2 separate regions of the Homo sapiens genome follow, and region 2 is linked to region 1. The links are chromatin contacts, found by Hi-C or POLR2A ChIA-PET in ENCODE. All regions are on one chromosome and are shown on one strand. Each heading gives the region's core, a stretch centred on a gene start or an enhancer-like site at or near the end of the contact. The rest is flanking DNA. Distances are from core to core; before and after follow the strand shown. Region 1 overlaps CTIF (cap binding complex dependent translation initiation factor). Region 2 overlaps ACAA2 (acetyl-CoA acyltransferase 2).

Region 1 (4,611 bases), core at 1,480-3,979:
CAAATGCCCGAGCAAGTGCTGGTGCCTTGCCCAGGTCACAGTCCCTGAAGGGCAAAGTCTGGGTCCTCTCCCAGTACACCCCACCTTCCTCCCCTGTGCTGCTGCAGCTCCTGCAGTCTGGGGCGTGAATGTGTGGCTGAGTACAAAGCAGAGGGCGCCATGGGCCCCCACACTGAATGCCTGTTGATCTCCTGGGAGCCCTAGCTTATCTCTCAGTGGGTTACACACAGAGCGCATGCCACAATGAGTGGTTTTAGGAGGTGATGCCTCCACTGGGGGTCAGATGCTGACACCTAGGCGTCTGGCCAAGCTCCTCTCCAGCCAAAGCCAAGGCCCCTATTCCTGGTGACTCCATCTGGCTGTGTTTCCACAACTGGCAATGAATCCAGGGGTGAGTCTCACTGCAGTGCTGACCTCAGGAACTTCATCTCTGGAGCTGCTGGACTCAGGCTCTTGGAGCCCCCACAAGGATGTGGGGCAACAGGGTAGACAGTAGGTGTCTGTGTCCAGGGCTCACCCTATACCTCTGTGAACCCCTGCTGCCAGGAATAGTTCTGCACTCTGAAAAGGCATTTAGTGAGCTAGTTAAGTAAAGGGTCTGTTGGTGGTGTTAACTGTCCCCAAGGTCTTCCTTCCCACACTGGTGGCTGGAGGGAAAGGAGCAGGTACGCTGGGATAGGAGCTAGCCAATAGCCAGGTTTTATGGCATCCACACCGAGGCATGACATGCCATACAATGGCAGCCTCAGGCCAGTTGAGACTGACATTGCTCTCTAAGAACACTGATGGGGTGGTGGGGGGTCGGCGGGGGTGGAGTGGGTGGGAGATGGGGGGCAGCAGAAGGCTCTGAGTACAGGGCCATGGATTCAGGGTTCAATCATGGTTCTCAGTGTTGAAGCCATAGGGCAGGCAGACACTGAGACACACACTTGGGCTCAGACTGCAGTTCTAGGGGACCCCCAAATTCCATCCACAAGGCTGGTGTCCTGGTAGCATTTTTGGCATCTCTATCACAGGAGTGGAGGGGTTGGCCAGGCTACCACTCTGTCAGTGTTGTGGGCAGCCCAGGCCCATCATTAACAGTCCTGCTCTGAGTGTGGCCCCAGTGTTGAGGACTGCTGGAGTGGAGGCCTCGCCAGGATCGGTGGCTGTATGGTGGTGTGCTCCCACTAGAGGGCACCAGCGCACCACTCTGCAGGCTCCAGCCTGGTGCTTGCTGTGGGAAGTCCCCTGGTCCCAGCGCCAGCAGCCAAAGGCGTCTTCACCGGCCATGCCTCCTGGTCAGCGCTGCACATGCACACTGTCCTGAAAATGACCCCACTCAATGCCCAGGCCCTTCCTCCCTGCAGCAAGTGGGAGGATGGCGAGGTGCAAGAGGCAGCCACACTAAGGTGTAGGGAAGCTCCTGTTGGGCCACATGTCCCCTGCTAGGCCAAGGCATGACACTCCTCCAGAGGGCCCGCCCCTCCCTGGGACCCCTGGGAACACACTGCTTCCAGGAGGGCAGCAGCACGGGGCTGCAGGGGAACACCCACTGGGGTGGGGCTGGGGGAGTTACAAAGTGTTGGCTTCCGCCCTTGGAAGGATGGGGGCTGGCTAAGTGGGGAGATGGAGCCGCATAATCTGTAATCCATAGTCTAAGCCGAGTTAATTTACTAAGTTCTGAATTAACTTGACTAAGTTCCAAGTTAACTTGACCAAGTTCCATGTGAAGGCAAGGGATGAAATCCGAATTGCATATCCTTCACCTCATCTCTGGTCTGAGACCACCCCCCGGCACCCCCTCCCCCAGGACCCCTTTACTCTGAGGTGTGACTTGGGGAGCAATTTCTCCATGTGTGTGAAGTCGGCGCGACCAGTGTGAGAAAGACGGTCTAACGGGCATGTTGTCCCTGTGCCCTAGATGGCCCCTAGGTGAGCATTAGATTTCCTCAGGTTCCCGGGCACAGGGCCCTCGGCGCCCTGCGGAAATGCCACCTCCTTATATCACACAGTGGCCTGGTGCTTTTGTGTCATATACAATACCCCATTGAAAGACGTTGTTTGTTGAATTATCCAGTGTCCTGCCCAGGGCTTTCTATCAGGACGTATTTTGGTCATTATCCTTGAATTCTCCCAGACAAACATTATGTCTGCTGTCTTTGGTCTGACAGTAGGAACTACATAACCCACTGACTTCTCGTTTTGCCTTTCTCTTAGGAAATTTTGAAACCAAATTCTGTGTCTGTTGGCCGTTAATCATTAGATGGCTCAGACCTAGCAGGGCCGGCTCCCCTGCCCCCACATTGCTGGCCTTGTCCAGAGCGTGTGACTCAGGAGCCCTTTGCTGTGAAAGGGGCTTAGTGCCCACACAACAGTGGACGCCACCCGGTCAAGTGGGATTTCTGGCCTTAGGGATGTGCCCAAAGCATTCCCCATTGAGGGTCCCCAGAAGGCTCAGGGGACGGAAAGTGGCTTTCTGGCCTCCTGAGCCTGTGTCCAAGTCCAGCCTTCACACGGGAGATGGCTAAAGGAAGGGACAGTTCCTTCCTCGTTCTTCTGCTTGGCCCTGGATGATAACAGAGAGATCCTCCCCACTACCTCTCTAAAGAATCCGAGGGACAAATGAGCTTTCAAAATGAAAATCATGGCTCCATGAAATGACACTCAGGTGTCCCTCACTCCTGGAGGAGTGAAAATGGTGGCCGATAAGGAATGGCCTGGCAGCCCCAGCAGGTGGCGCTGCTGCTATTTAGTAATGGGGGTCCTGGGCGGGAGGCCGGGGCCGCGGCTGGGGCTGCCCCACACTGGGGTTGAAGCCTCTGTAGCCGGGTTCCCAGACCTCCAGATGAGAAGGAGTAACTTTATTGTTCCCTAGGGCTGTGTTAGCTGTTGCCAAGTCTTCTGGAAACTTCTAGGACATGCTAACTCACAGGCGTGAGGATTAGTAAAGTGCCCCGAGACACCCAGGAGCAGAGTCCTGAAAACCATGCCCCACCTCGCCTCCCCAGGCCCTGTGCACCGGCGACTGTTGCTCCATGTCACCCGTGGTCCCACGGAGGTGAGGTCTGACCTTATTCACCCAGGCCAACATTACGGATCAGGCATCTCTCTGTGTCCCAGGCATTGTCTTATAGCCATTATGGACTGAGTTTAAGTGCAGGGGCTGGTACCTGTCCCATAGACGGGGACATGGTATTCTCCTAATGTCCCCTTAGTGAGAATTCAACAAGGAGCGTAATGCACCAACAGTAACACTAGCGAACATTCACAGAGTGCTTTCCGTGTTCCAGGAACTGAGAAGGTCCTTGCTTTTTCTAATCTTACCCTCACGTTGTCCCATGGAGCACGTACTGTTATTGACCTCACTTTACAGACCGATGTCTTTGGTCGGATGTAACCTTCTCAGTAAGGGCTTGTGAACACTCCATATGCCTCCTCATCACTCAAGAATCGTCACTCGATTCTTCCCTGCAGCGCCTGTCGCATGTTTGCTTTATTTCTTTTGCGTCTGTATTCTCCCAGTGGAGTGTACGTTCCCCTGGGGCACATCTAGGGGCTCATTAAATATGGGTTGAGTGACTTGCTCCTGCCCCAGAGGGACTCCCACCCAGCATCTTAGTCCAGAACTTGTGCCTCCACCACAGAGGCTACCATGACTTGAGTGCTGTCTGAGCTGCGGGCTGCATATACTATCTCTGAAGTCTCACAAATACCCTGGGAAATGTTTATTCTATTATTATTTCACAGATTGGAGAACTGAGCTCAAATACCTTGCCTCAAATCACACAGCTGGGAGAAGGGGGATTGGAATCCAGGCAGCCTGACTCCTCTGGTACCTCTTTCTAAGGAGGGACGATGAGGAGGAAGAGGTGCTGGAAAAACATTTTCTAATTCCAGGAGACGGTAGTCACGTACAGCAAGTTAGGGGTGAATGTCATTTCCTTAATAAGCAAGAACAAGAAAGTGGGTATCTCTGTTTTTCTCTCTACTGCTGAAGGCAATAAAAATGGAAAGAAAAAAAGAGAAAAGCCTCTACAGACAGCTTTGAAAGAGAAATATTTTTTTCTTCTTTTTTAATCAGACAGGTTTGTAGTGGCCTTCCCCATCCCTGCTGGCCCAAGACGCTGTAGCAGCCATCAAGGAGGGGGTCTTACAAACGAGAGCCCCTTTCCCTCCCCAGCCACCTCCCCACCCCCAAGTGCTTCCTCCCTCAGGACAAAAATAGGCGCCCATACAATAAATGGGGCCAGAAGTTCTCCAATCCGTGGTTTCCTGTCTGAGACCTCCAGGTAGCAGGTCCACTGGGAAGGGGCAGCGTGCTCTGTGAGGCGAGCCTATTTTTATTTTTTGTTATTTGTGAGTCTTTTTTTTTTTTTTTTAAAGAACTGATTATTCTGGAGGTGAAGACTTTTGTTGGTGACAACTGGGAAAGTTCCTCGGGAAGAGGCCACTGTCTGCGTCTAGATGGGGTTTCCACGCGGGCCTCCTCCTGCTCACTCCATGCGGAGCAGAAGGCAGGGAGCTGGGACTGTGGGCAGCGAGTACTTTCAGGGCTGTGTGGGGCAGGCTTCAAGGGGCCTGGGCAAGTCTGCCCACCCTATAGGAACACCTCAATGATCCAGGCCACGG
Region 2 (4,611 bases), core at 1,356-3,855, 1.1 Mb after region 1:
AGAGTTGGGATAAAATTCAGTCTTGTGCTCTTTCCTACTATACTTTGTGGTCTCTCAAGATGGTGCCTCATATGTGCTTAGATCCACCATTATCTTTCTACTCTATATACAGAGCCATCTTCAAGGAGGTACTAAGAGACCTAGAATAGGTAGTGAAACTAGGCTTTTGAACCTAGGAAAACTATGGTCTGAGTTATGTCCTTGAGAATGTATACATTTCCAAATGATTATGAACAACTTCCCAAAGTTGATATAGTTTAATAGTTTTAAATGTGAGGTCTAAAGTGAGAAATTTAGTGGTACCTATTTGCTGACACAAATATAATAAATTAAACAGCCTCTTTGAGGCTCTGAACTGTGATCTGCTAAAAGTGGAAGAGATTTAAAGATAAACCATTTGTCTGAAATCATGGTTTCCTGTGTGAGAGATTATCATAGAGGAAATCACACCTGTGCCTACCCCTTCGCTATCAAGTTAAATAGATTTCCTTTGTTCTATTAGTTATTTCCCAATGCCAGGCATCACATGCTTAATCACCTAAAATTTTCAAATAAATATTCCAAAAGTGTGGAATGTATATAACCATCTTTAAATGTTTCTCCACCTCTTCTTTTAATTATGCTTAAGACACTTTAGTTCTAATACTAACATTTAAAAAGAAATCACTCAATAAATTTAAGTTCCAGTGTCAAAAATTATGATAGGTGCATCCCAAATCAAGCTACAACTATCGTATAAAAGCCAAAGATACATTTAAGGGAGGGGGCTCTATCTGGCGAGAAGGGCAAGAAACTTGTAGATTTGGCACTAAATATTGCTTTTCTATTATGTCAATTATTTTACATATATTTTTTCACTTTAATATTCAACAGGCATGTTAATAGTCTAAAATGTAACAGTTTTATAAAGTAGTAAGAAATTCCCAGGAATTTATACTTGAGTAAGAGAAATCAGGCAGTTTGAATATTCAAATATAAATAAAGCATGTTAACCAGGTGGGGAAAAGTATCAACACAAGGCATCTAATGAAGGTACTATTTATTTAGATGTACATCATTTGGAAAGGCTAACTACAATGAAATTCAAAGAGCAATGAGACCAAATTAAAGTCATTTATGCTATAAAAGTACATGGTTTATTCATGTTGTTAAAAAAAAAAAAAAAAAAAAAAACACTTACCTCTACCAAATCCATGTCCTTAAGACTCAGTCCTGCTTTCTTCAGTGCCCCACTGATAGCAGGGACAGGACCTATATAATAATAAAAATCTTCTATAAAAATATAGAAATAAATGTCATCTTATATTTACGTATCAAGCTTCTCCTTCTTTCCAAGTAAGGAAGAAATAATGCGGCAGTTATTAGTAGCCACAAATCTTACTACCTTGACCGTACCTATTAAATGAAGTGACCATAAAGAGGCAGAAAAAGGGCCCAGGCATGGTGGCTCATGCCTGTAATCTCAGTACTTTGGGAGGCTGAAGTGGGAGGATCACTTTAGCCTCCTGGGCAACACAGCAAGACCCCATCTCTAAAAAAGAAAAAAAATAATAATAAAAATAAAATGGAACCAAGGTGAAAAGTTGTTTATACATTCAAACTGCAGATAAGAGAATTACATGAAAAGTTCTACCATAAACGGCTTTAAGATTGAAAACAGCCAAAGGAGTCCATATATGGGATTTTAGTTATGTTAATAGATTATAATTGATATCAAAGAGCAAGGCAGACTGAGTGCTCTACTTGGGATCCAAGCCATATGCATTCACAGCACAGAAGTTACTGTGGCTACACTCTGAATTTTCAGGCCCATTTGGATAAAAGACAAGAAATAGCAGTATCTCCACATGGGCACAGAGAGATGGGAAACTACGAGGCACTTCAGGGAAGGTTTTATGAAGTAAGGTGATGTTTACAACTCCAAGGGTAGGCAGGAAATTTAAATAAAACATAACTCCTAATTTAAGAAATGCAACTCCATCTAATAAGACTTCTGAAATAAACTTTAGCTCCCAGATTTCTGATGATGTAATGAGAGTTTAATATTGCTCATAATTTAAATCCATATTTTTTCTCAAAAGGTAAAAAATTTGGGTAGAGAAGATTATCTACTTCTCGACTTGTTCTTAAAGAATGAAACTGCCAAAAATGTCTACAAAGAAAAATATGTAGTATGTTCTGCTGAATTCAAGTAGTCAAATATTCTGCATCAAGTTTCACAAGCATTTTACCTTATAAAATGGAAAATCAGTCTTTACAAGAAAGGCATAATGAAACCTAAATATAATATTTATTTTGTCACGTAGTTAAAATACTCTTTGGACAACAAACCACGTGCTTATTGATTAGGACTATCCAGTTAATGCACTTCAATTTAAAATGCCAGTTTCATGTGGCTACTGATTTACTACAGCTACTGATTTACTACAGGATCTGATTCCAGATTCTCTTTGTATGTCTAAAGCATGAAATCATGAAAATGAGATGGGTAGTCAGTAGTAAAGCATCAGTTATCCAGCCTGGTGAGGGGATGAAGTAGCCAACAGTGGTGACAGACACATAAAAGGTGGACAATGTTCAGACCACTGTACACACTTCCTTGTCTGCATAAACAACACAGCAAGCATGACTCGTACTTTCACTTTAACTCAGAATCCACCGTAACAATATGCTAGGCCATAACTCGATTTTTAAAGGACTCTTCCCAGACCACTGTTATTTACTGGGACTTCAGGAAGGTTTAGTATTCTTGTTAGGAAAAGGAGACCTTATTTCTAGTCCTGGTTCCTGTCACTAATAGCTGTGCGACTTTGTGCATCTCTCTGGGCAACAAGCTACTCATCAATAGCACTCTGAATGGGTTTTCCACCTTTTTCTCTTTAAGCATCAGAATTCTTTTTGCATATGATGCCAAGTAATAGATAATGCCAGACTGCTCCAGCTGAAGAGGCTCAAAGTTCCACCCACCAACCTCTACCATTGCCACCCCTGAGGAGTTCCAGGGAGTGCTGTCTTTCTATAGCTGTGTATTTCCTCAGAACCAGTACTATTCTTTTCAAGTCATGGCTTTCCCCGTTTTTTTTTGGTCTGCAGCTATTCTGCAGGGCTAAGGATTGCTAGTCATTAGGTAATCATGGAACTGAGAACCACTATTCTTGTAAGTTAGATTAACAAACCAGTTCCCACTAGATACTTAATAACTTATTCTCCCCACTTATTCATCTGGGATGCTTCAACGAGTTACTTTGTTTAATCCCATCACTATATACAAGTGACAGCCAAACTTCTAGATGAAGGGGGCAGCTGATACTGTGGGACATCTGGAATGTACAGCTCTGTTCAAGCCCCGAGGAAAAATGACAATCCTACCACAGGAGCATTCTTTGTACTTTAGGGCAAATATTCAGGCCCAGGAACAGAAGGAAGGAAAACAACGCTTTCTTGGTTCACTGGCTATGCTAATCTACCAGAACCTATTAAATAAAGTTAAACTGAAAAAGGAGTATAAAATAGCCAACCCATGTCACATACATTTGTTTGATCATCAAAAGCATCTAGGTGTATGCAGGAAAAAAACCAACTCTGCTCTTGGGCTGGGCATGGTGGCTCACGCCTGTAATCCTAGCACTTTGGGAGGCTGAGGTGGGCGGATCACCTGAGGTCAGTAGTTTGAGATCAGCCTGGCCAACGTGGAAAAACCCTGTCTCTGCTAAAAATACAAAAATTAGCCAGGCGTGGGGGCGGGCACCTGTAATCCCAGCTACTGGGAAGAATGAGGTTGCAGTGAGCTGAGATCACGCCACTGCACTCCAGCCTGGGTGACAAAGCGAGACTCTGTGTCAAAAACAAAAAACAAAACCAACTCTGCTCTTGGGCTCCACTCTGGACTTACTGAAACAAAATCTAAGGGTGTGGGGGTTATGAGTGGATTCTGACAATCATCTGAGGTTGGGAACCACTACCCTAGATATCAAAATAATAAATGCCATAACAACATACGGATGTTTAATTTTTCCACCACCTTCCATTTCTAAGACAAAAGTTATCTTTTGCCAATAGTGGATAGCCAAAAGCTAATAAGCTTAAGATTGACTTTTCATATGTGTCAAAATATCTTGCAGTTCTTGCTGACATAAATTTGAGACACATAGTGAAAGATGACAAAATATGAACATGCCAGCTTTTTTTCTTAGGAACTCTATACAGAGATATGTCTTCTCTGAGGGACATGGCAGCAAATATGGTTGAGTATTAATCCCAAGTCAGTGTAAGTGGTATTGTTTGAGTAGAACCTGTAGGCTTACACTGAAGGATCTCTGAGATGGCAGGTCAGTAACAGGTTATCCTCCTCCTCCTCTCTTGGAACCCACCTCAGAAAACAATTTAGTTATTCAAAAAAGGGCTAAACAATCTGAAATCTATACCCTAGGGCAGGCTTTTCCTTACAGTGGGAGGTTATATGTAGGTGGGATATATCAAAGTTACTGAGCACCAAATTTTATTTTTCTAAGTAAGGCACCTAATTGGTTCCCTGTTCCCCCAGAGAATGACAGGAACTATTAAAATTCAGCATCGTGTGTGGTTCCTAGGAGTGCATCCAGCAAAAAGCTC

The links. Hi-C counts contacts between places; a loop is a spot of excess contacts on that map. ChIA-PET counts read pairs that join two places held with the same protein, here RNA polymerase II (POLR2A). Pooled maps may share reads with other maps.
Region 2: a loop to region 1 is called in a pooled map, with 3 times the contacts of the local background. The contact joins two enhancer-like sites. A Hi-C loop is called at or near these places in 1 of 168 maps with a recorded cell type or tissue (tibial artery), 1 of 37 single-sample maps with no recorded cell type and 8 of 50 pooled maps. POLR2A ChIA-PET finds 5 or more read pairs at or near these places in 1 of 52 experiments (CD4-positive, alpha-beta T cell).

Annotation. Positions count from the first base shown.
Region 1 is chr18:48,674,247-48,678,857 of GRCh38, forward strand. The region is part of intron 6 of CTIF (cap binding complex dependent translation initiation factor); the gene reads left to right. The region is part of intron 3 of LOC105372107 (a long non-coding RNA gene); the gene reads right to left. Among named protein-coding and RNA genes, the nearest start is that of MIR4743, 6.0 kb to the left of the region's middle. RefSeq lists enhancers at 899-1,078, 1,552-2,176, 2,813-2,882, 2,903-2,962. Within about 2 kb of position 2,730, at least 8 of the 41 ENCODE cell types and tissues checked have a DNase peak (open chromatin) inside an H3K27ac peak, as active enhancers do.
Region 2 is chr18:49,786,111-49,790,721 of GRCh38, forward strand. It overlaps ACAA2 (acetyl-CoA acyltransferase 2), which reads right to left. Exons shown (of 10, transcript NM_006111.3): 8 at 1,181-1,251. Among named protein-coding and RNA genes, the nearest start is that of ACAA2, 25 kb to the right of the region's middle. Within about 2 kb of position 2,606, at least 4 of the 41 ENCODE cell types and tissues checked have a DNase peak (open chromatin) inside an H3K27ac peak, as active enhancers do.